Regions from separate parts of the Homo sapiens genome. Here region 1 is linked to region 2. Evidence: chromatin loops called from intact Hi-C (ENCODE). Cell type or tissue: endothelial cell of umbilical vein. All regions are shown on one strand. Each heading gives the region's core, and the rest is flanking DNA. Links, peaks and the distances in the headings are about the cores only. Region 1 has its middle 26 kb from the start of LINC02746. Region 2 has its middle 9.4 kb from the start of CEP295.

Region 1 (11,277 bases), core at 1,820-9,819, 710 kb after region 2:
TATCTTGATCAAATAGCCACTTTGATTGGGTTAGGATGTCAACATATCACTAAAGTTTCCAGCTTTGATCCAAACATTATTGTAGTCCCTTTGTCAAAAAATGAAGTTAAAAATGCCTTTTCTACATCCTTGTGCTGGCAGACTAATCTGGCTGACTTCATTGGCACTATTGATGATCATTTGCCTAAGTCAAAATTCTTTCAATTTCTAAGAAATACTTCCTGGATTCTACCAAAACTTACTCGTTCATCACCACTAGAGACAGCCATTACCATTTTTAGTGATGGATCCAGTAATGGAAAGGCAGGGTATGTAGGACCAAAAGATAAAGTCATTTCTACTCCATACAATTCTGCTCAAAAAGCTGAGTTGTTTGCTGTTATCTCTGCATTACAGGATTTTGATCAGTCTCTTAATATTTTCTCTGACTCAGCATATGTAGTGCATGCCACTAAGGCAATAGAAACAGCTACCATCAAAAATATTACTGACACTAATCTGTTTTCCTTTTTCTCTTTGTTACAAAAAACTGTCTTTGTTACAAAAAACCGAAACCACTCTTTTTTCTTCACTCACATTCGTTCTCATACTAATTTGCCTGGACCTTTATCCAGTGGTAATCATAAAGTTGATACTCTAGTTTCTCTAGCCATTACAGATGCAGAACAATTTCATCAACTCACTTATACTAATGCCAGAAAAACATTTCTCTGGTAACCGTCCTACAGTAAACCAAGGAAGAGAAGTATGGTGGAAAGATGTTCAATCTAATATATGGTCAAAAAATTCTATTTTAACGTGGGGAAGAGGTTATGCTTGTGTTTCCCCAGGTGAACATCAATCTCCTGTTTGGATTCCTGCTAGACACATGAAATTGTGTCCTGAAAATGCATACAACAACGAGACAGAGAAATTTGCTGAAAAAGCACCACAGCAAGAAACAACTAACACATCCAATCGTCAAAAAGAAGAAAATGACCACGCTAACTCCTTTACAACAGACAATCCAGTCAGCCTTCCTGAACAACTTGTCTCCAGAGATCCAGGTCTGGCTCAACCTCTGCCTCCTCCTGATGACACTGATCCTTCTACCCTCTGTTGCCCCACAGACTGTTAAAAACTATACACATTGGGCCTATATTCCTTTTCCTCCTCTTATTCGAGCCATGACATAGATGGACGCTCCTATCGAGGTCTATGTTAATGATAGTATTTGGATGCCTGGTTCTGTAGATGATCGTTGTCCTGCCCAACCTTCAGAAGAAGGAATCCCTTTCAATATCACTTTAGGTTTTAGGTGTCCACCTTTGTGCCTGGGACCCACTAATGGATGTCTCTCATTAGATATTCAAACTTGGGCGGTCACACTACCATCTGGTCACTCTGTCCCTCCTTTGGGACACTTGGTATCAGGGCTCTCATTAAAACCTCTAAGGCAGATCAAAACAGAAATCACTGAATATATTCACACAACCCAATATAAGCCTTTAGGACCTGCATGATCTCTCAACTTGTCTTCAAATGCTGACAAATTAATATGGAAAGATTGTGTTAGCTCAGAAGGAACTGTGTTATTTAATTCTTCTCAGTACACCATTGTTGACTGGGCTCCCAAAGGTCATATTACTAATGATTGCTCTCAAGGTCACAAAGATTGTCAACATTTTCTCTATGATATTACTTATCAAAAAAGTAGTGACAACCCTCCCCTGTTATATCGTAGATTTAACTCCTTTTTTCCTCTTAAGTGGAAAGGGGCAGGGGTTGCCCCTCCAAAGCCAAGGCTCATTGTTCTGCACTTAGAACCTGAACATTCAGAATTATGGAGATTAACAATAGCTATGACTGGTATGAGAGTTTGGGCTGGAGAAAGTGTTATAAGTAAATCCACCTTGTCACCTCAAAATATATATACTATCTATATGGAGTCCAACAAAACTATATCACTTAAAAGTTGTGTTAAACTACCATATACGTTATTAGTAGGAAAGATGCATGATAGTTCAGAAACCAACATAATTACCTGTGTTAATTGTTACTTGTGTATTTGTATTGACTCATCCTTTAATCAATATCATAGTATTTTAATAGTCAGAGCCAGAGAAGGTATTTGGCTCCCTGTAGCCTTACATGGGCCTTGGGAATCTTCCCCCTCTATCCATGTTATTAACAATATTCTACAGAAAATTCTTAAAAGGAGTAAATGATTTATTTTTACATTAATTGCAATAATAATGGGCTTGATTGCTGTAACTGCGACTGCTGCTACTGCTGGAGTTGCATTACATCAATCTATTCAAACTGTTCATTTTGTGGATAAATGGCAAAAAAATTCTACTCAGATATGGAATTCTCAGTCAGGTATTGATAAAAAATTGGCTAACCAAATTAATGACCTAAGACAAACTGTTACATGGATGGGAGATAAAATTATGAGTTTAGAACATAGATTACAAATGCAATGTGATTGGAATACTTCTAATTTTTGTACAACTCCGTTTCAATAAAATGAGTCTGTTTACAATAGGGAATCAGTAAACTGTCATTTACAAGGAAGTGAAGATAATTTAAGTTTAGACATAAGCAAGCTAAAAGAACAGATTTTTGAGGCCTCACAAGCACACTTAACTGCTTTACCTGGTGCTGAAGTTTTAGGTGGTATCTCTGAGGGATTATCTAATCTCAACCCCATTCAATAGGTAAAATCTTTGGGAGGATCCACTATCGTTAATTTTGTTTTGTATATAATTTGTGCTATTGGTTTATTGTTCATGTGTAAAATTGGAAAAAATATTCTTCAATCCAATTGTGATCAGCACCAAGCTATGATTGCTATGGTTCATTTAAATCAGAGAAAAGGGGGAGATGTAGGGAGACCCCCTGAAACTATTGCTATGGAATAAAAGATGAAATGCTCCTGATTATTGTAAATAAAAAATTGCATGCAGGATTGTGTAAAGACAATGCCAGGTTGGACTGCCAGAATGAGCCAACAGCATGTGATGTGCTTCCCCCTGCAGAGAGCCTATGAATGGACGTGCAGTCAGGGAGGTTTCACATCATCAAGATTCCTATCCCAGAAAAGCAGATGTTCATAGCTCTAGGAATGGAATGCGACCTTTGTGGAGAGCCTATAAACGGATGCATGGGGGGTGCCTGTCCATATGGATAAGATAGGGCTATAAATGCCCTCATCTTGCCACGGCTCTTCTAGGCCTCTTGAGGGTTAAGGCATACTCCCTTCTGAGAATTTCTGGTCTAACCGGTTGTCTAGCTTCATGTCCTGTTTCTATGGATTGTTTGTAACCAGCTTTTGTTGCAACTGTTACTGCTGATTAATATCTTGCTAATCATAGGTTATGGAAAGATTGTGTTTCTGTTTTAAGCCTCTGTTAGAAATTACTGATGCACACACTATATTGTAAATTCTTATCTCTGTATACTGTACTTCTACATACAAATGTACTGTACTTCTACATACAAATGTTATGTTAAAGAATTACTTCATCCCCATGTGACCATCTCACCTCATAATCAAATGACCCTAAATCCCTCACTAACCTACCCCCTCCTCACTAAACTTAATAATAAATGCTGGCATATCCAGTGCATCGTTGGCACCGTGGGACCAGAAGGCAGTGACCCCCCCTGGACCCAGCTTTCACTATCTTGTGTGTGTCTATTATTTCTCAACCTGCTGATCTGCCTGGGAACAAAGAGAGAGCCCCATTGCATTGCGGGCTGCTGGCCAGATCCCGCAATAGCTAAAGAGGAACACAAGTATTTGCCTAAAGTTTTTTCTCTATGTGCAGAGTATCTGCATTTTTTGAGATGCATGGAAGTTATAATAATTAAGAGCAGTGATTTCAAAACCCAGATTTCTATAAAAAGTCTGTGGCAATTTAGGCTTTCTCTAACCCTCTCTTCAAAACCCTTCCAGGTTCCATCCACTGCCTACACTCCTACATTTCTAGATATCACTTCTAGGTACCAAAATCTGTATTAGGTACCTATTGCTGCCTAAGACTGTCATCATAAAATTAGCATCTGAAAAGAAGAAACACTTACTATCTCACAGTTTCTGTGGGGCCAGAATCTGAGTGTGGTTAGCTGATGTCTCTGGCTCAGGGTTTCTCACAAGGCTGTAATCAAGATGTTGGATGGGGCTGCGGCCATCCCAAGACACATGGGGGAAAACCCTCTTCCAAGCTTCCAAGCTCACTCACCTGGTTGTTGGCAGCTCACAACTTGACAGCTGGCTTTCTTCAAAACAAAAGAGTAAGAGAGTGAGAAAGGTGCTGAAGACAGAAGTGACAGCCTTTTTGCAAGCTGGTAAGTAAGATACCATCACTATTGAAGTAGTCTCTATTGGGCGGCAGTCACTAGGTCCAGCCCATACCTCCCGGCGGAGGGATCACGCAAAGGCATGAACACCAGAGGGCAGGAGTCATTGGGGCCATCTGCCACATTTACCTTCTTACTACGCACACCTTCCATTCTTTCCTTCCTTACCTCTTCCCTTCCTTCCTCATTCTCTCTTCTTCCTTCCAGGGCTTACTGTAAGTCTACAGTGGCCCGGGAGCTACACCAGGCATTGGGAATGCAAAGCTTATGAACACTGAGGTTTGCAGCCCAGTGGAGAAGAAAGGTCCAGTAAAATAACGTTTTCCAAGCTTCAGCCACTCGCTGTTTTGGCCATGTACATGGGCTTCTTAAATCTTTTCTAACTCAATGTTTTTCTTTAAAGTGATGGACCTTTAAAATATGGCCTCATCCTAAACTCATGGTTTTTGACTTTGACTGCCTGATGGCGTCACCTTGGGAGACTATTTAACCTGGAGATGTAGGGGATGTGGTTGACACCGGGCATCCCGTTCTCCCACCCCACACTTGCTTTACCATGTACTTATGCCCACCACAGTTGGGAGGTGACAGCTTACCTGGGGAGGAGATCCGTTCTTTTGCTCTTTGGAAACAGACTCCAAGCTTTGCCCCGTATTATTCCTCTGTTCTACCCTTCACAATATCCCCTGCCCTTACCCCTTTTCTGAATATTCATCAACCAAAGGGCAGTGCATCAGTGAAGGACAAATCTTCACAAAAAAGATACTTCCCGTTTGTTTTATTAAAAAGAAACGGAGCATTATTGTGGGCACTTGCGACTCCCAGTGGTAGAGAAGGGAAAATACATTCAGTGATGTCGGGGTAGGAGAGAAGGGAAGGAAGCATCTTTCACCAGCTCTCCGGAGCCTTTGCTTACACTACAAATGCAAAACAATGTCTCTAGGGGGCTAAAACAACACACACAAATAAGAAAACACTTCCACCTCTCATCCCTTATCCTCCGCAGTTTTATTCACATCTAAGTCAGGTAGCAATAGTCACCTCCACCAGTACAAACACAGCCAGAAGCTATAAGTGTCATGTTGTTCCCTCATCTTGCCCTTGGCCTCTTGGAGCTTAAGGACTGTTAATGACCACAATCCACTGAGACCACCCCTACTCCTGCCTGCCGAACACCCTCAGTGCTGTTTAAAAGCTCAATCCATGAGCAGCCACCTATGCCAGGCTCTGGGCTAGCATTGAGTGGAGTGGAGCAAAGGTGAGCCAGCTGCCCACTCTGTTCAGGTCATCTGTCTGGATGTCCCCTCCTTTGTATTTACTGATTCTGCCAGGCAAGAAGTTGAGGAGATTTATTCATTTCATTTAACAAATAGTAACTCACTGTCTACTGTATGTCCTGCATTGTTTCAGGCAATGAACAAAAAAGGCCTTGCTCTCAGGGAACTTACATTCCCAGCTACTGAACCTCATGTTCTTGTCTTTACTTAACCCCTGGGTCCCAAAACCTGCCCAAATGGAAAGAAATCTTAGTGATTCTCCAACTCCTGTCCCCTGTAAGTGAGGTTACTGAAGCCCACTGAGGTAATGTGCCCGGCCTGAGGTCACAGAAGAAGACACAACAGACTCTAGACTAGATCCCAGCGTCCCAGCTAGAGATAAATGTCAAGACACTCACAGCTGTGGGCACAAAGCTGTCTGTCTGGAAGCATTTTGGGAAAGTTAGAAACCTAGTGAGCGAACATATTTTAATACATCAATTTCATCAACTGGCGAATGAATCAGGTAAAGAGAAGTAATTATATCTTTTGGTTAAAAAGCAAAGTACTCTCAGGGACTCACAGACTTCTTATGAGACTGTCTTTTCTGCCTCCCTGAGTTCAGGCAGGATTCATCTAGAAGCATCCTCTGTGGGTGAGGGGAGCAGAGGCACATGGCACAGCGAGAGGCTGCCCAGTGTAGCAGAAGCTTCTCCAACATCCGCCCAAGTACCCCTCCTGACCAAAGGGGCTAATCCATATCTCAGGGACCTGAGGAGATAGTCCTATGCTGCAGGAGGAAAAGCAGAATTGAAGTCTCATATTTTACTATAAAAACCAATATGAGTGTTGCATTCTGAGGCACTAATATATCACTATGCTTAACATAAAAATGATATTTTTACCCAAATATCTGAATAAAATAAATTCTGTAGAAGGATACACCACCTTTATGCAGAACACCTTATCCATTACCCCTGGGCCTAAGAGCCTCCATTTTGAGAAGCACAGACCTGGTTCCAAACCCAACTCTGTCTGTGGAATGCTAGCAAATTAACTTACTGCCCTGGAACTCAATTTTCTTATCTGTAAAAGCAACACAAAGTTGTGAGCTCTAGAGAGAGTAAGGACCACTGAGAATGGTAATACCATTGTCAATACAGAGTTTTACAAGTTACCAAGCATTTTCCATGTGTTACCTTATTTTCATAGGAAGAGAGCAGATCTGGAAGCCAGTTAATCTTGGCTTTGCCAGAGTGGCTCTGTTGGTCTTGGGCAAATGGAGTAACTTTTGTGAGCTTCCACAGCCTTATTCATGAAAGAGGTGTCATAATGACGCTGTGGGTTATTGTGATAACTAAACACACATAAGGTGTGCAGGCTTCAGTAAGTGGCACATCTCACTAGTGCCTGGAGCAGCTGCTGTGAGTGGGTGAGAACACCAACCCAAGTCAGACAGGCTTGACTCTCACTAACTGGGTGTCCTTGGGCAAATCACTTAACATCTTTGTGTCTCAGTTTCTTTTACCTGTTAAATAAGGATGAAAATAGTACCTTCTTAGAAAGTTGCGAAGATAAAATGAGTTACTATAAGACACACTCACAATAGCTGCTGGCTCAGAATGTTGAGTATTCCAGTAAGTACCTGTGCACAGTTGGCTGGCCTTATCATTGGCCTCTTTGGTTAGGAAACCAGAGGCTTAGAGAGGTTCTCCTCCATCAACATGACTTCTCTTCCCCAAGTGGAAGATCTAGTATTTGAACCCAGATTCCCTGATTCCAGAACCAGTGGTCTTTTTCACCATGCCCCACACAGGAGTGGGGGTTGCACGTCCTATAGTAGTTTATCTTCCACTGCAAGCCTTGAATCACTCGGGCACACACATAGAGGTCAATGCCCACACAGTGATGCCAAATATGAATAGCAGAGATTCTCAGGTTACTTACTTCTAGTTCATGAAATAATGCATTATTGCTTCCTGGAGAGGTCGGAGAATAGAAAAAAACCTCTGTGCCCCGTGACTCTAATGGAATTTCTGTCGGAGATGAAGCAACCTTCTCAGTTACCTTAAGATGTTAGAAGAAGCCAACATTATCCTGATACTATATGGGCCCAGCAGAGTTGTAAAATGTAAAAACTGTGAGAGATCACAGATTGTGTCAATGAAAGAGAAACCTAGGCTTTTACAGAATTAAAGTTAGTTTCACTGAGTCTTCCCTCAGATGGCAATCCAGGTGAATCTTTCAGTTTTGGTTAGACTGCTCCAAAGCAGTGTATGAACCCATAACTTACGTATTAGATGGTGGAGGTTCTACATGTGCTCAGAAGTTACATTAAAGCAAAATCTCATCAAAGCCTGGGTGTGAGAGCACATCTGATTATAGATTGCAGAGGGAAAATCATTAATACTGTCAGACGTTACGTACAAGAAAAGGCAAGGGCTGAGATCATTGAGCTTATCTTTTCTAAAAAACACAGTGATTCAGGTAAGAGACATGAAAACCTGAGGCATGGCTTCTTCACTGCAAGGGCTGGCTGTGAGACTGGCCAGAGGCAGATGTTTGCTACTTCGTCTCATAATTATTTTCTCCAAATAATAAGGAAATTGAGGTCTATGGCTCTTAGACCCCTTGACCTACAAGCTATATTTGTTTGATCTATTCTATTTAATAACCAGAGGCTTCCTCATTTGGGCCCCACCATGCATCCTCCCCCACTCAAAAGGGAAAAACAAACTGTTTTTCTTTACTCAGTTACTTCACTTTTGACACCAGATGTGTGGGTTTTTCACATCAACAATTCTCCAATCCTCTGTAGGCATTAACTGGGTGTCTTACAATTTAATTCTGAGAGTTAGCACAGACCCCACCACTAACGGGCTCAGCCCCACGAGATGGCCCCCAACTTCAGATACCAATTGCAAGCACAAGGTTGTTACCTGTACTTCTGAGCAACTAGCCATAAATCAACGGTTCCCATGACCTCCTCCTTGGGTTTAACCATTTGCTAGAATAGCTCACAGAACTCAGAGAAATACTTATGTTTACCAGTTTGTTACAAAGTTATGGAGCATGGGCAAGACATGGTGGCTCACGCCTGTAATCCCAGCACTTTGGGAGGCCGAGGCAGGTGGATCACGAGGTCAGGAGATGGAGACCATCCTGGCTAATACGGCGAAACCCCGTCTCTACTAAAAATACAAAAAAATTAGCCGGGCGTGGTGGCGGGCACCTGTAGTCCAGCTACTCCGGGGGCTGAGGCAGGAGAATGGCGTGAACCTGGGAGGCAGAGCCTGCTGTGAGTCAAGATCGCGCCACTGCACTCCAGCCAGGGCGACAGGGTCAGACTCCGTCTCAAAAATAAATAAATAAAAATAAATAAACAAATAAATAAATAAATAAATAAATAAAGTTATGGAGGATGTAGATGAACTGCCAGATGAAGAGGTACATAAGAGGTATGTGGGAAGGCTACAGATCTTCCATACCCTCCCAGGATGCACCATGCTCCAGGTATCTCCATGTGTTCAGCAACCTGGAAGCTCTCAGAATCTGTCCTTCTGAGTTTTTATGGAGGCTTCATTTATGTAGTGCCGATTGATTAAATAATTGGCCACTGGTGATCAACTCAACCTTCAGTTTTTTTACCCTCCCTGGAGACAGGGGGCTGAAAGTTCCAACCTTCTAATCACATGGTTGGTTTCCCTGCCAACCAACCCCCACTCGCAGACACTATAGGACACCGTAGCCAAAAATAATTTTATTTGCATGCAAAGAGACATTTATCCCTTTGGAGACTCCAAGGATTTTAGGAATGATTCCAAGGGTTTTAGGGGAGGATGAAAATAAAATTGTATATTTCTTAGTACATAGCAATATCACACCCACCTATTTAACACTACCACCTACCCTCTGTCATTCTGTGTCCAACTTTTTTGACTATTACAAAAGTTTATTTAATAAAAAGTTTAATATGAAAATGTACACGATCTAATTTTTACATCATAGAGAACAGACCCTTTGGAGAGGGGACATGAATTCCTCTGCTGGATAGCCATTATTTAGACTTGTTCCAAGGCTTTTAACGTGATGATACTGTTTCCTCCTATTTCCACTGTTCTAATATTGTTCTGTTGCCCACTAATTGCCATCTTCACACATTCATCTATCATAAGATTCATAAAATGACTGAATCCCCACAGTATTCCTTGGACACATCTACCACCATTTAATTTCAGTGACAACTTGTCCATAAGTTTTTTCAACTTGAGAGAGTGAGCTTTGTTCATGGTGTCTACTGAGCAGGCTCAGAGATGCACTGAAATGGAATTTATGGCCTCCATCACACTTCACAGATAGGCCCAGTGTTTAGTGTCTGATGTCACTCATTCTATTAGCCAATTGATCGTGGGCCTGTGTCCAAAATTTCAAGTCTTCTCCTTTGCCTGCAAACCTCCAAGCTTCCCTCCTCCCTTGCTTTCTCCAAGCCCATGACCCCCTTCCTACTACACAGAGAAAACAGAAGCTATCATAGGAAATGCTCATTGCTTCCACAGACTCACCTTCTACTGTGTCAACCCCTCAATCTGTCCTGTTCCTGGAGAAGAGAGGCTCTCTTCCTAGGCAATGTCTGGGTCTCAGCCTGCCTTCTTGAGGAGCTTACACTATATTAATTTTATCTGTTCTCTCGTAAATCTGTATCTCAGACTCTCCTGGCTCCTTCCAATAAGCATTTGGGCAAGTTTCCACCTCTCCCTCTTAAAAACCTAATAAAAACCCTCCTTGATCTCATATCCCCCTTTAGCTACTTCTTTACCTCTTTTGTTAGTGACCAGGTTCATTCTGCCATCACACAGCAATCCAATCACTGTGATGATGGATTTCTGCCTAAGAGGAAAAATTGTATTCACAACACTGTAATGCAAGGAAGCAGAAGAACAAATCTCCAGCAGGCCTCCCCAAAAATAGAGCTTGGAGATGCTTATGAGAAAGAAAGCAGGATGGTCTAAAGAGTTGGAAAAGATGATTGGCGGGTAGGAAAGGTGAGGTTGTTGGGATTTCTGCAAGCATAATTGAGCTACACAGTTCATCACATGACATGTGTGCAGAAAATGGCAGTGTTAGCATGATCTGAGGGTGGAGTTTTTGGCTCTCTGACATTGAAAGGTCATTCTTTGGTCACCTGCACAGGCCCAGTTGAAGGATCAGTGGTCTCAACCAGCTTGAACTGGAGAAGAGCTTCCCCCCTATAGTAACAGTTGCAGCTTTTTTTTTTTTTTTTTTTTTTTTGAGACGGAGTCTCGCTCTGTTGCCCAGGCTGGAGTGCAGTGGTGCGATCTCAGCTCACTGCAAGCTCCGCCTCCTGAGTTCACACCATTGTCCTGCCTCAGCCTCCTGAGTAGCTGGGACTGCAGGCACCCGCCACCAAGCCCGGCTAATTTTTTTTTATTTTTAGTAGAGACGGGGTTTCACCGTGTTAGCCAGGTTGATCTCGATCTCCTGACCTCGTGATCCACCCTCCTCAGGCTCCCAAAGTGCTGGGATTACAGGCGTGAGCCACCGCGCCCAGCCTTTTTTTTTTTTTTTTTCTTAACAGAGTCTCACTCTCTGGCCCAGGCTGGAATGCAGTGGCACCATCTCGGCTCATTGCAACCTCCTCCTCCCGGGTTCAAGCGAT
Region 2 (11,277 bases), core at 2,296-10,295:
ACTGCAGTAAGTAAACTTTGGGCAACTGAGTGAGACCCTGTCTGAAAAATAAAAATGTTACATAGATTTCTTCCAAATGGATTTAAATTTCTGGCTAACTCTGTGACTTTGAGCTAGTTACTGGACTTCTTTAAAAGTCTGTTTCCTCATCTCTTAAAGAGATGTAGTGAAAGTACTCAGGTTCTTGTGAGGTTTAAAGCTCTTGAAACAATGTCTGGCACAACATGTGCAATAAATGTTACCTTTTTTGGCTTTAATTTTAATACATTCATTTTAGAATACAAGAGAGGGAAAAAAACCCAAACTCTTAAATGTGTTTATTGGTGTTTTGGATTTGATTTTTTTTTTTCTTTTTTAGTAGAGATGGGCTATTGCTTTGTTGCCCATGTTGGTTTCAACTCCTGGACTCAAGTGATCCTCCCACCTTGGCCTCCCAAAGTGCTGTGATTACAGGCATGAGCCACCACACCCGGCCTGGTTTGATTTTTAATTCAGTCTTTTTGTAGAGTTTAGGCCTAGGGAGAAGTATGTGTATTTAGTTTCTAGTATTGTTAACCTATTGAGAATGAACCTCAGTAACCAGTGATCAAGAGGAAGAATTGTCCTCAGCAGTAATGACATTAGTGTCACTGGTTTATAATGCTGCCACTCTTCAAAATGCAACTGAAGCCATTTAAGATTTGAACAGTTTAAGATGTTTCTCTGATGGCAACGGTTTCACTGTTTCATCTTTATCCACATCCAATATAAGCAAATGATATTTAAGTGGGGAGGAACCCTCAATAATTCTTATGTATAAACACCAGAAAAAAGGGGGATCTCTGCAAGAACAAAAGTAATCAAAGAACTTCCATCTGACCATATGCTAACTGCCCTCTTTCTCCCTAATATACACACCACAGGAGCTTAACAAGTGACGGTGTCTCGGTAGAATAATTTAGAGCTACTACCAGGAGTGAAATTAAGAGTGCCAGGCAGGAGAGGAAGGATAGGCTGAGAAAAACTTTTAAAAGCTGTAAATATTTTTTAGAGGTATAGGGTAGGAGTTGAGCCAAGGAATTGAGCCACTTGCTTAAAGACAGTAAGAAGCAAGAGGAGATAATAGGGAAATTCACTGGCTCTGTTCCATCTTTTAAATCTTTCCCAGCACATTGCTAATATGATGTGTATCAAAAATACGAATACCTGTTAAGACATAAGTGGGTAGAGTTTGAGTTTCATGCTTAAAGAGAGAGAGAGAAGTCTAGTTAAAAAGAAAAAAAAAGGAAATCATATACAACCCAAAAAAGTACATAGCCATTGAGGGGGCTTGGGTAGGGTGGGGAAGAGTTTTGAAGATGTGTGTTTGAACATCTACTTGACCAACAGTTAACCTCCAAAGCTCAATCTCTATTTATAAAATAGGGATAAAAATACCAAACATTTATTATGCACCATGTGTGCCAGAAATATTAATACCTACCCTATCTCATAGAGCAGTTGTAAAGATTACATTTTAAAATTTTGCGTCGTAAAGATCAAATAGAAAATTTCTAAATATCTTACATAGAAGCATATAAATAACTATAAAAGATCCTCCTATGATTTAGCCACCAGTCCAGACTCAGGGCAGGTGACTGCCGTACCACCATTTCTTTGTTACTGCCATTTGACTCACTTGAACTGATCCAGCTTACAGAGAACAAGAACATCAATCAGTTCTGTTTACTTAGCATTCCCTTTGTCCAAAATTATTTTCATTTACCTGTGAACATAACTGTAACCTACACCCTTGCTACCCAAAGGGTGGTCCAAGGACCAGCAGTGTTGGCATCACCTGGGAGCTTGTTAGGAATGCAGACTCTGAGGCTTCTCCCCAAACCTGCTGAACCAGAATCTGTGTTTTAACTAGATCTGCAGGCAATGTGTATACACATGAAAGTTTGAGAAACACTGTTCTACACAAAGCCCTATATGAGGTAAATAAGCTCGATGCTATACTGGACATTTTGGAATCAACAGGTGAATTGGTGATATTTCCTAACCACAAGCTTAGTTTTCTCATTGCATTATAGCAGACCCTTCAGTATAAGTCTCCTATGTACAGATCTTATCTCTTAGAGTCATTATGATGTATTGTTGTTCAAAGGAAATTTTGTCTCTTCAACTTCCTCCCTCTCAGTATTATCTACACATCTGATCCAGCCTCAGACACTCATCTCTGGGGGTCGTTTTCTTCAGCTGTCTCCTTGCATTTTTGCTTTTCCCTCCTTGGGCAGGGTATCTTGTTTCTACCCCAAACATTCTCTCTCTCCTTTCTTAAAAACTGTAAAGACTTCCTTTAATAGTTTGCTATGGCTGCCATAACAAAGTCCTGCAAACTGAGTAACTTAAACAACAGATGTTAATTATCTCACAATTCTTGAGGCTAGAAGTATGAGATCAAAGTATCTGTTGGCAGGGCCATATTCCCTCTGAAGATTCTAGGGAAGGGTCTGTTCTAAACCTCCTAGCTTCTGGTAGTTCCTTGACTTGCAGATGCGTCATCCCAATATCTGCCTTCAGCTTCAGATGGCGTTCTCCCTGTGTGTGGGTGTGTTTGTGTGTGTTTGTGTGTGTGTGTGTATGTGTGTGTGTGTGTATGTGTCCAAATTTCCCCTTTTTCCAAGGACACCAGTCATACTAGGTTTGGGGCCCACTCTACTCTAGTATAATCTCATCTTTAATTACATCTGCAATGATCCTATTTCCAAACAAAGTCACATGCAGAGGTGTTGGGGCTTGAGATTTCAACATATGGTTTCCTGAGGAACACAGTTAAGTCCTAACACTTCCTCTTGAAGCTAGTGCAAGGATTGTGAAGTACTTGAAACAACCCCGTTTGTTCATATGACTCCCAACTCAGGATTTCGCAGTATAAAATCATAATATTTTGCATGGGCAAAGTAGGTGGAATAGTTGCTTCTTATTAGTGTGGAATTACTGTTGTGTGACTCCAAGTGTTGCCCACATCTTCCTAGTATGCCTGCTGTGCTGCTGGCTTAAAATGTGAGCTTGTCTATGGAAAGGATGATTCCTGAGAGCATCAAGCTAAGTATGCACTGATAAGTAGTGAGATAAAAATGCCCTTCCCTTCATAGCCACAAATCTAAAAGCTACCCATCTTTCAAGGCAAATGTTGTCTTACAAATTCTAATGTCTACCATTTTATTGAGTCCTTAAGTAGCCTGGTATTACATGGCTCAAGTGACAGAGCTGGGGTTTTTACCCAGACATTTCTAACAGTAAAGTCCATACCCTTCCCATTCCTTTCTGCTCACCCCATTGTATTTGACTCCACCCCAATCACTCAATGTATTATTCCTTTTTTTGCACTGCTCTTAAGAAATACCCAAGATGGGGTAATTTATAAGGAAAAGAGGTTTAATTGATTCACAGTCTGCATGGCTGGGGAGACCTCAGGAAACTTATAATCATGGTGGAAGGGGAAGCAGGCAAGTCTTACATGGGTAGCAGAAGAGAGAGAGAAGCACGAAGGAGGAACTTCCAAACATTTATAAAACCATAACTCACTCACTATCATGAGCACAGCATGGGAAAAACCACCCCCATGATCCAGTCACGTCCCTCCTTCGACACATGGGAATTGCAGGTCCCTCCCTCAACATGTGGGGATTACAATTCGAGGTGAGATTTGGGTGGGGATGCAGAGCCAAAACATATCACTCAATAAATATTTACTGAGTTCTTGTGTGAACAATGGTCTATGCTATATGTGTTTCTCTTCTAGCCAGCTGTGATCTGTAGGTATCCTGAACTTTCTCTGCTAAACTTTAATCACACCTTCTACCTTGAAGGAAACCGCATCTCTACGGGGCTAGAACAATAGGTAATCCTCAATAAATATCTGATGAACAAATGAAAGAATGTATGTACTCACAAATAATAGACTGTTTTTCAGATCCATGTCCTGATTATTGTAGTATGATCTAGCTTAAAAAATAATTCTGGGCTTTAATTCATTGGCTAGTAGGGAGGCCTTTTCCACTATATGTCTGGTGTGATTAAACTTTGTGCCTGGTGTACCCTCTTTTACTTGACTTGTTCCTATTGAGTGGCACCTGATGACCCAATTCTGAAGTCAGATCTGTTGCATATGGTCTTATCACCATTTCAGTCATGCACCACCCATTACAGAATCACCTTTTCTGGAGCTCCCGGAGGCCCCTCCAGCATGTTCCATCTCCCTCACACCATGTCTGTGGGTTCCACATTTGGGCTCATGTTGACCTTTCTCCGTTAGATAAAGCCCTTATCCTACTTCTTTGAAATCTCATCTCCAGTAATACTTAGCAAGTTTCAAGCTTCTATTCTGCCCCTGCCTTTTCCCCCACTTTCTTTTTCTCTACCCTCCCATCTTTGCTCCTAAGACTTCACTATTGGGATTTCACTTTTGGGATTTTCCCCAAGCTCTCTGATAGGGATCTATGCATCCTGCACATTCTCTCCTCAGCTTTATTAAAGAGCTAAGGGCTTCACAATCTAATGTCATCAAGCCGCCAGGCCCAGGTCAGAAGAGGTGTGTACCTTTTCAGTAAATGTCCCTCTTTCACCTTCAACCCTAGTCACGGCACGCCAATCTCAGGAAGACCTAAATAACAAACAAAACCATACACATTTCACTGAGAGCAGAATTACCACCATCATGCCCATTCTACAGATGACAAAATTCACGCTCAGAAAGGCTAAATAGCTTGCCTGTTATTACTCATCTTGTCAACCACAAGAGGAGCACTCAATCCCTGGTCTTTTGACTCAAAATCTAAGGGTCTTTTTGCCAGCACAAATGCATACTAACATGTTAAAAAGAGTCACCTTTTGGGCTAGGAAATTTTGCATTCCTTTCCTTCAAGAACGGTAGGTTCCAGGCCAGGCATAGTGGCTCACATCTGTAATCCCAGCACTTTGGGAAGCCAAGGCAGGCAGATCACTTGAGCTCAGGAGTTTGAGACCCGCCTGGGCAACATAGTGAAACCTTATCTCTACTAACAATAAAAAAAAAATTAGCTGGGTGTGGTGGCATGTGCCTGTGGTCCCAATTACTCAAGAGGCTGAGACGGGAGGATCACTGGAGCCCAGGAGATAGATGCTGAAGTGAGCCATGATCACGCCACTGCACGGCAACTTTTTGAGACCCTGTCTCAAAAAAAAAAAAAAAAAAAGCTATGTTCTAGTTTTATGACATCCATCTCTGTTCTAAGGTATGACTCCTAGATAAACATTTATGATTTTTGAGGGAGCAGGGAAAGCATTTTTGGCACCTGTGCCTTCTGCTCCTCACCCCTGAGATAGCCACAGGCCCCCTTGATGACTCACCTTTATGGCTAGCCTCTCATGGCCTCTCCTGACCCTCATCTACTCTGCATCTCGTCCTTCAGGCTAGCTAGTTCAGGCTGAAGGATTCAGTTAGACTACTCTTCCTAGGCGCATGTTTGCATTTTAAGAAAGACATTCAAAGCCTTAACATAAGGAAGCAAGCAATGGGCCAGTTTAGGCACTGTCCTGCCTTTACATGGTAGTGACAAGGCCGGTAGTAGGAGATGCGGCAAATATCTCAAATGAATCCTTTATGGGTATTTTCTTGCAATTCCAGTTGGAAAAAAAGTGACAGAAATTATAATGTCTGCCACTAGGGGGCGGATTAGCCAAATTTTGGAATATTTGTGGGCGAGTGAGAAGACTCAGAAATTTTTTCTTTTCCTATTCTCACAAATTCCCCTGCATCAGACAAGAGGAGAACAGCATCACCAGAAATAGGAAAAAGCAAAGGCAGCAGCATTGCTACTGGCAAGAGCAGGGTCCCCCATTGTCATCCTCTCGAAATGTGTTAGTGCACGAGGGTAGCACACCCAGGTAACAACAGCCTGGTATTCAGTACCTGTTACGTGCCAGGCACTGTGCTAGGCACTTTACCTACATTGTCTTCCTTGACCCACACAGCAATCTTCTGAGGCAGATTTTTCAAATCATTATTTTACGGGTGAAGGAATAGGCTTGTGAAGGTTAAATACATTGCTCGAAAGCAAGCAGCTAATACGTGGCAGAGTTGGGATTTGTATTGCTGTTTGTGGGGAGTGGTAGATAGGTTAAGGAGGAAGTCTTGAAAGGACTTGATATTAAGTCACCATTCAAAGCCTCTAACAGAGCTTCAGCGAGAGGCACTGCCTGCCTTAGGCAGTGGCTCTAAGGAGAGAAAAGAGTTTTAAGCATATTATATGTGTCTATTGTAAAAAATAATATGGAATATCATAAAGAAGAAAGCAGAAACTATCTTCGAATCTTATGTAGATAAAGCACTTTTAATCATTTTTAGTCAGGACTTGACTATGCTGGTTTTTGTTTTGTTTCGTTTTGCTTTTTATTGTGCATGCATTACCATGTAAATAAATATAGAATCTTCACTAACAGTTTTAATGATTATGTTTTGTTGTTTTGTACTTAAACCCCTTAAATTGCTTACCCAGTACCTGCTGATAAACTTTTTATTAATTTTCAGGTTTTTTACCACTATAAACAATTGTGTAATAAATTCTTTGTGTTTGCTTCTTTCCAAGGTATCTTCTCTTTTATTTATTAGATCTCATCCTATCTCCCTTAATCAAACAGTTGTCCCTGTTTTTCCTTTGCCATTTTTCCTCTCTGTGCTATACTGTTTCTTTAGCAAACAGATATGAGATAATAACGCCCATCTCGTTAAAAAAAATCTTCTTTGGGCCGGGCATAGTAGCTCACACCTGTAATCCCAACACTTTGGGAGGCTGAGGCGAGCAGATCATTTGAGGCCAGGAGTTTGAGACCAGCCTGGCCAACATGGTGAAATCCCATCCCTACTAAAAAAAACACAAAAATTAGCTGTGTGGTTGTGCATGCCTGTAATTCCAGCTACCTGGGAGGCTGAGGCAGGAGAATTGCTTGACCCCAGGAGGCAGAGATTGCAGTGAGCCGAGACTGCGCCACTGCACTCCAGCCTGGGCAACAGAATGAGACTACATCTTTTAAAAAAAATTTTTTTCTTTGATATCACTCCACCTCCAACTCCAGCCCATTTTCTTGTTTCCTTAGACACCTGGAATGCTTGACAGAGTTGTTTATTCTTATCAGCCTTGCATCATCTTTTCTTGCTTCTCCTAAACCCACTCCATCAGGTTTTGTCCACATTCCTCCACACATAGTTCTTGCCAAGGTCACCATGACCTCCATGTTGTCAAGCCCTTGGTTTGTCCTCCAACTTCATCTTCCTTGACCTCTGAACCGCACTTGACACCTGATCATTACTTGTTGGAATTCGTTTGCCTTCCAGGACACCACCTTCTAGGAGGCTCTCCTATTTTATTGGCCACTGCTCTTCAGTCCCTTTTGTCTGTTTCTCCTCATCTTCCTGACCTCCAAATCTTGGACTATCGTGGGGTTCCATTCTCAGAACTTTTCTGTTCCTTACCTACATTTGTTCCTTAGGTGATCTCATCTGGACTCAGGACTAAATCCCAGCATTCTACTCCCACATATATATCTCCAACCTAGACCTTTCCCTGAACTCCAGATTCATAACCCAACTGCTTGCCTAACATCTCTACTTAGATGTCTAAGACACATCTCAAACTTGACAAGTGGAAAGCCCTTGATTTTTCTGAGTCTACCTCACCCAAATTTTCTTCCTCGGGCTTCCCCATCTCAATAAATATAATACTAACAAGTGCAAATCTCAGAATCATCCTTGACTCCTTTCTTTTACAACTCACATCTGTATCGTGAGGAAATCCTGATGGCTCTATCTTCAAAACGTATCTGGAACTCAACCACTTTCAGCCACCTCTGCTGTCCTCTCCCCCATCATATCTTATCTGGATTATCATGGCTTCCAAGTGGCTTTTCTGCTTACCAAGAAGTCAGAGGGTCTTTACAAATTCAAGTCATTGCTCATCACTGCTCTGCATAGGGCTCTCCGGTTCTGCCTGTCTCATTGAAAGTAAACCTCACGGTCTTACTATGGCTGACAATGTCCTGCATTATCTCAGAGCACTATCCCTCGGCCCCATCCAACCTGCTTCAGTTTCCATCCTCCCTCACTGTGCTCCAGTTTCACCGGCCTCCTTGCTGATCCTTAGACACACCAACATGCTCCCATCTCCACACCTGTTGTTCCCTCACTTGGAATCATCTCTTCATGGGTATCTCTATGTCTTGTTTCCCTGGTTCCTTAAAGTCTCTTCTCAAATGTGTCCTTAACAGAGAGCCCTTTCCTAATCACCCTGTAGGAGCAGGACATTCCATCTTCTCTTGCCCTGACCATTCTCACCACCAGCACTACCACCACTACCCACCCACCCACCCACACATACACCTCCCCACCACACACACACAGTTTTTGTCATTTGTCTCCTTTGACTATAATGAATGCTTCTTTGCTTATTTTGTTCTTGGCCCAGTAAAGAATATCCCTAACTCCTAATCTAATGCCTTGCACATATAAGAGCTCAGCAAATATCTGTTGGATGAAATAATGAATATTCATCTTCTAGTGTAGTTATCTTTTTATGATAGGTTTTTAGGAGTGGGATTACTGACACCAAGGGTATGAATATTAAAGACATATTTGACACATTCAACCATTTATGTTCCCATCAACAGAGTACTATTGACCCAACTGAAAATATTTGCCTATCAGATTACTAAAGATGAAAAAGTATTGACAAAACCTATCAACTTTGTCAATACTTTTCATCTTTAGTAGTCTGATAGGCAAATATTTACATTTTAGGATTATTTGAATGTTTTTCTGTATATATTTCTTGACCGTTTATATATATCATTTGTGTGAATTCCTAGATTTTATTCTTTGTCCACTTTTCTATTGCAATTATTTCCTGTACTGACTTGTTCTTTCTGCATTAAATCTTTGTTTAAATTGCCATTTTTTTTTCAGTTTAGCATTTGTCTTTTCATCTTATTTTTGGTGTTTTTGCCAAAAAGAAGGTAAATTTTTAATGCAAAATCATTCATTTTTCCCTTGTAGTTTTTGATTTCTCCAATAAGAACATAGTTATGTGAATGAATATTTGAATATTGAGCCTTCTTAGGCTTTCTTGGTAATGTTTATTAAGCATATTCTTTCCTTGGAGGTAAATGTCTTGATAAAGTTTTATATCATGAGTAGGTAGAAGGAGGTGGTACAGCACTACGTGACCCATCAAACATATAGTACCATGAATCTGGGGAGTAGGAATGCTATACCAAGGCAAAGTGACATGAAGCCAATTACTTGGGGAGTTCAGGGAAGGGTGAGCTGGCACAGTTGTTAAACATCTATACGTAAAGCAGGTGTCAGAGGGAGAACATCGTATAGTTCCTGGAAACTGTGCACTCACAAGGTTCTGCTCCGAGGAGAGACACATAAATGAACACAACTCCACAGGTTCTGGAGAAACAGAAAAGTTTACACTGACAGGCTTCTCAGGCAGTAGAATCATATATCCAACAGCAATTTCCCTTGTTTCCTCAGCAGTATTGGCTGACATATATCACCACTAAGTGGTGCTATACATAAGCATAGCTAAGGCAGCTGTCTCCCTCTCATCCCCCTGTGTATCAGGCACTAAAGATGTCCTCAGGTGCAGAAACAATACTTTCTCGTCCCAGTATAAATGGGATGAGTTAGGGTAGCGCTTTCCATCCATTGTCCCACAGATGGGTTAAAGTGTACTGACATATTTATTCCTGGTAAACATGGCTGCTGGTAGAGGCCCTGGGTGGCCTGAATCCCCAACCCTTACTCCTCAAAGTACTGTTTGTGGACTAGCAGCATGGACATTTTCTGGGAGTTTCAGAATCTGCATTGTCACAGATGTCCAGGTGATTTGCCAGGAAGTTCAGAAGCTGTGCCCAAAACAATTGACTCTGGTTTTGAACAACATCATCCTTTAATTCCACTTCAATGTATTATCATTCTTTGTTTCTTGATTGCGAGAACATTTGGAGAGCACTGATTATTATAATCAGACCTAGGAAGATGATCAAACAATGTGGTTGCTGCTATTGTTTTTTAAATTGCTCTGTTTTCTGGAAAAGTATGGACACTATTTATCATTTGATTTTGTGGGCTTTGTAGCCCTCTCTAATTGTTCACATATAATATAAAGCTTGCCCCTTCTTAATGAGACTGTGAGATCTTAAAGAATAAGGACTATTTTATCTTATAACTCTTCCTCATAATTTTTTAATACTATAAAGTGGTGTTTTGCAAACTTTGCATAGGGATCACTGTGGGGAAGGTATCTTGTTAAAATGCAGATTCTTATTTAGTAGATCTGAGATTTGGCATATCAAGCAAGCTCTCAGGTGATGCTGATACTGATGGTCCACGGACCACATTTTGAGCAGCAAGGTTATAGGGTATTCATTTTATTCTCACAATGTGTTTATGAGGTAGGTGAGTTTGATATTATCCACATTTTATAGATGAGGTACCTGAGGAACAGGAAATTAAAGTCATGCCCAAGATCCCATAGCTAGTAAGTGATGGAGTTGGATTTCCCATGGTGTTTGCCTCTTATAACCCATTCTTCCTTTGCACAGTAAAGGATAGAAGGGCAATGGAGACTGGCTCTAGAATTGCTAGAGGCTCTAGAGCAGCCTAGGGTCTAAGGCAAAAATTTTTTATCTCCTCTTTGGATGGCCATGACTCAGATAGTGTGTTTTAGACTGGCATTATGGTGAATAAGAGTTTTGTACCAGGGGGACATTTGGACACTTTCTCAGTGGCTACAAAATAAGTTTTACCCAAGATACTTATTACTTTACATCTATCTATTCTGGATCACTTGTAGCACTTTAAAAACATAGATTCCTGGGCTCCACCGAGAAGATACCAAATCAGCATCTTCAGAGACAGGAGTTCAGGCATCTGCATTTTTTTCATTTAAAATTTTTTAAGGGACCGGGGTCTTGCTGTGTTGCCCAGGCTGGTCTTGAGCTTCCTGGTTTAAGTGATCCTCCCACCTCAGATGTGCCACCACACCTGGCTTGGCATCTGCATTTTTCAAAGCACCACATGTGATTCCAATGGATGATGAAGGTTTCGTAAAAATCACTGCACACTCTCTCTTTCCATCTTCACCAAGCTGAATAATGGAAGAGCTAATGATTATTAAAACTTACTGTAGGCCTGCTAATTGCCCAACGTGTGGATAGAGGACCAGCAGCACTGGCTTTACTAGGAAGCTTGCTACAAGAAGTAAGAAT

The links. Hi-C counts contacts between places; a loop is a spot of excess contacts. Peaks named below come from ENCODE experiments on the same cell type or tissue, not always from the same donor. Only the 100,000 strongest peaks of a DNase experiment are listed, where the experiment ranks them.
Region 1: a loop joins it to region 2, with 23 times the contacts of the local background. A loop is called at or near these places in 21 of 110 quality-filtered maps.

Annotation. Positions count from the first base shown.
Region 1 is chr11:92,936,055-92,947,331 of GRCh38, reverse strand. It overlaps the pseudogene SNRPGP16. Among named protein-coding and RNA genes, the nearest start is that of LINC02746, 26 kb to the right of the region's middle. In endothelial cell of umbilical vein, for the core only: a CTCF peak has its summit at 5,149; no DNase peak of the experiment used is centred there.
Region 2 is chr11:93,646,655-93,657,931 of GRCh38, reverse strand. No RefSeq gene overlaps it. Among named protein-coding and RNA genes, the nearest start is that of CEP295, 9.4 kb to the left of the region's middle. In endothelial cell of umbilical vein, for the core only: a CTCF peak has its summit at 5,647 (motif pointing right); a DNase peak (open chromatin) is centred at 5,661; H3K27me3 peaks cover 1,885 bases.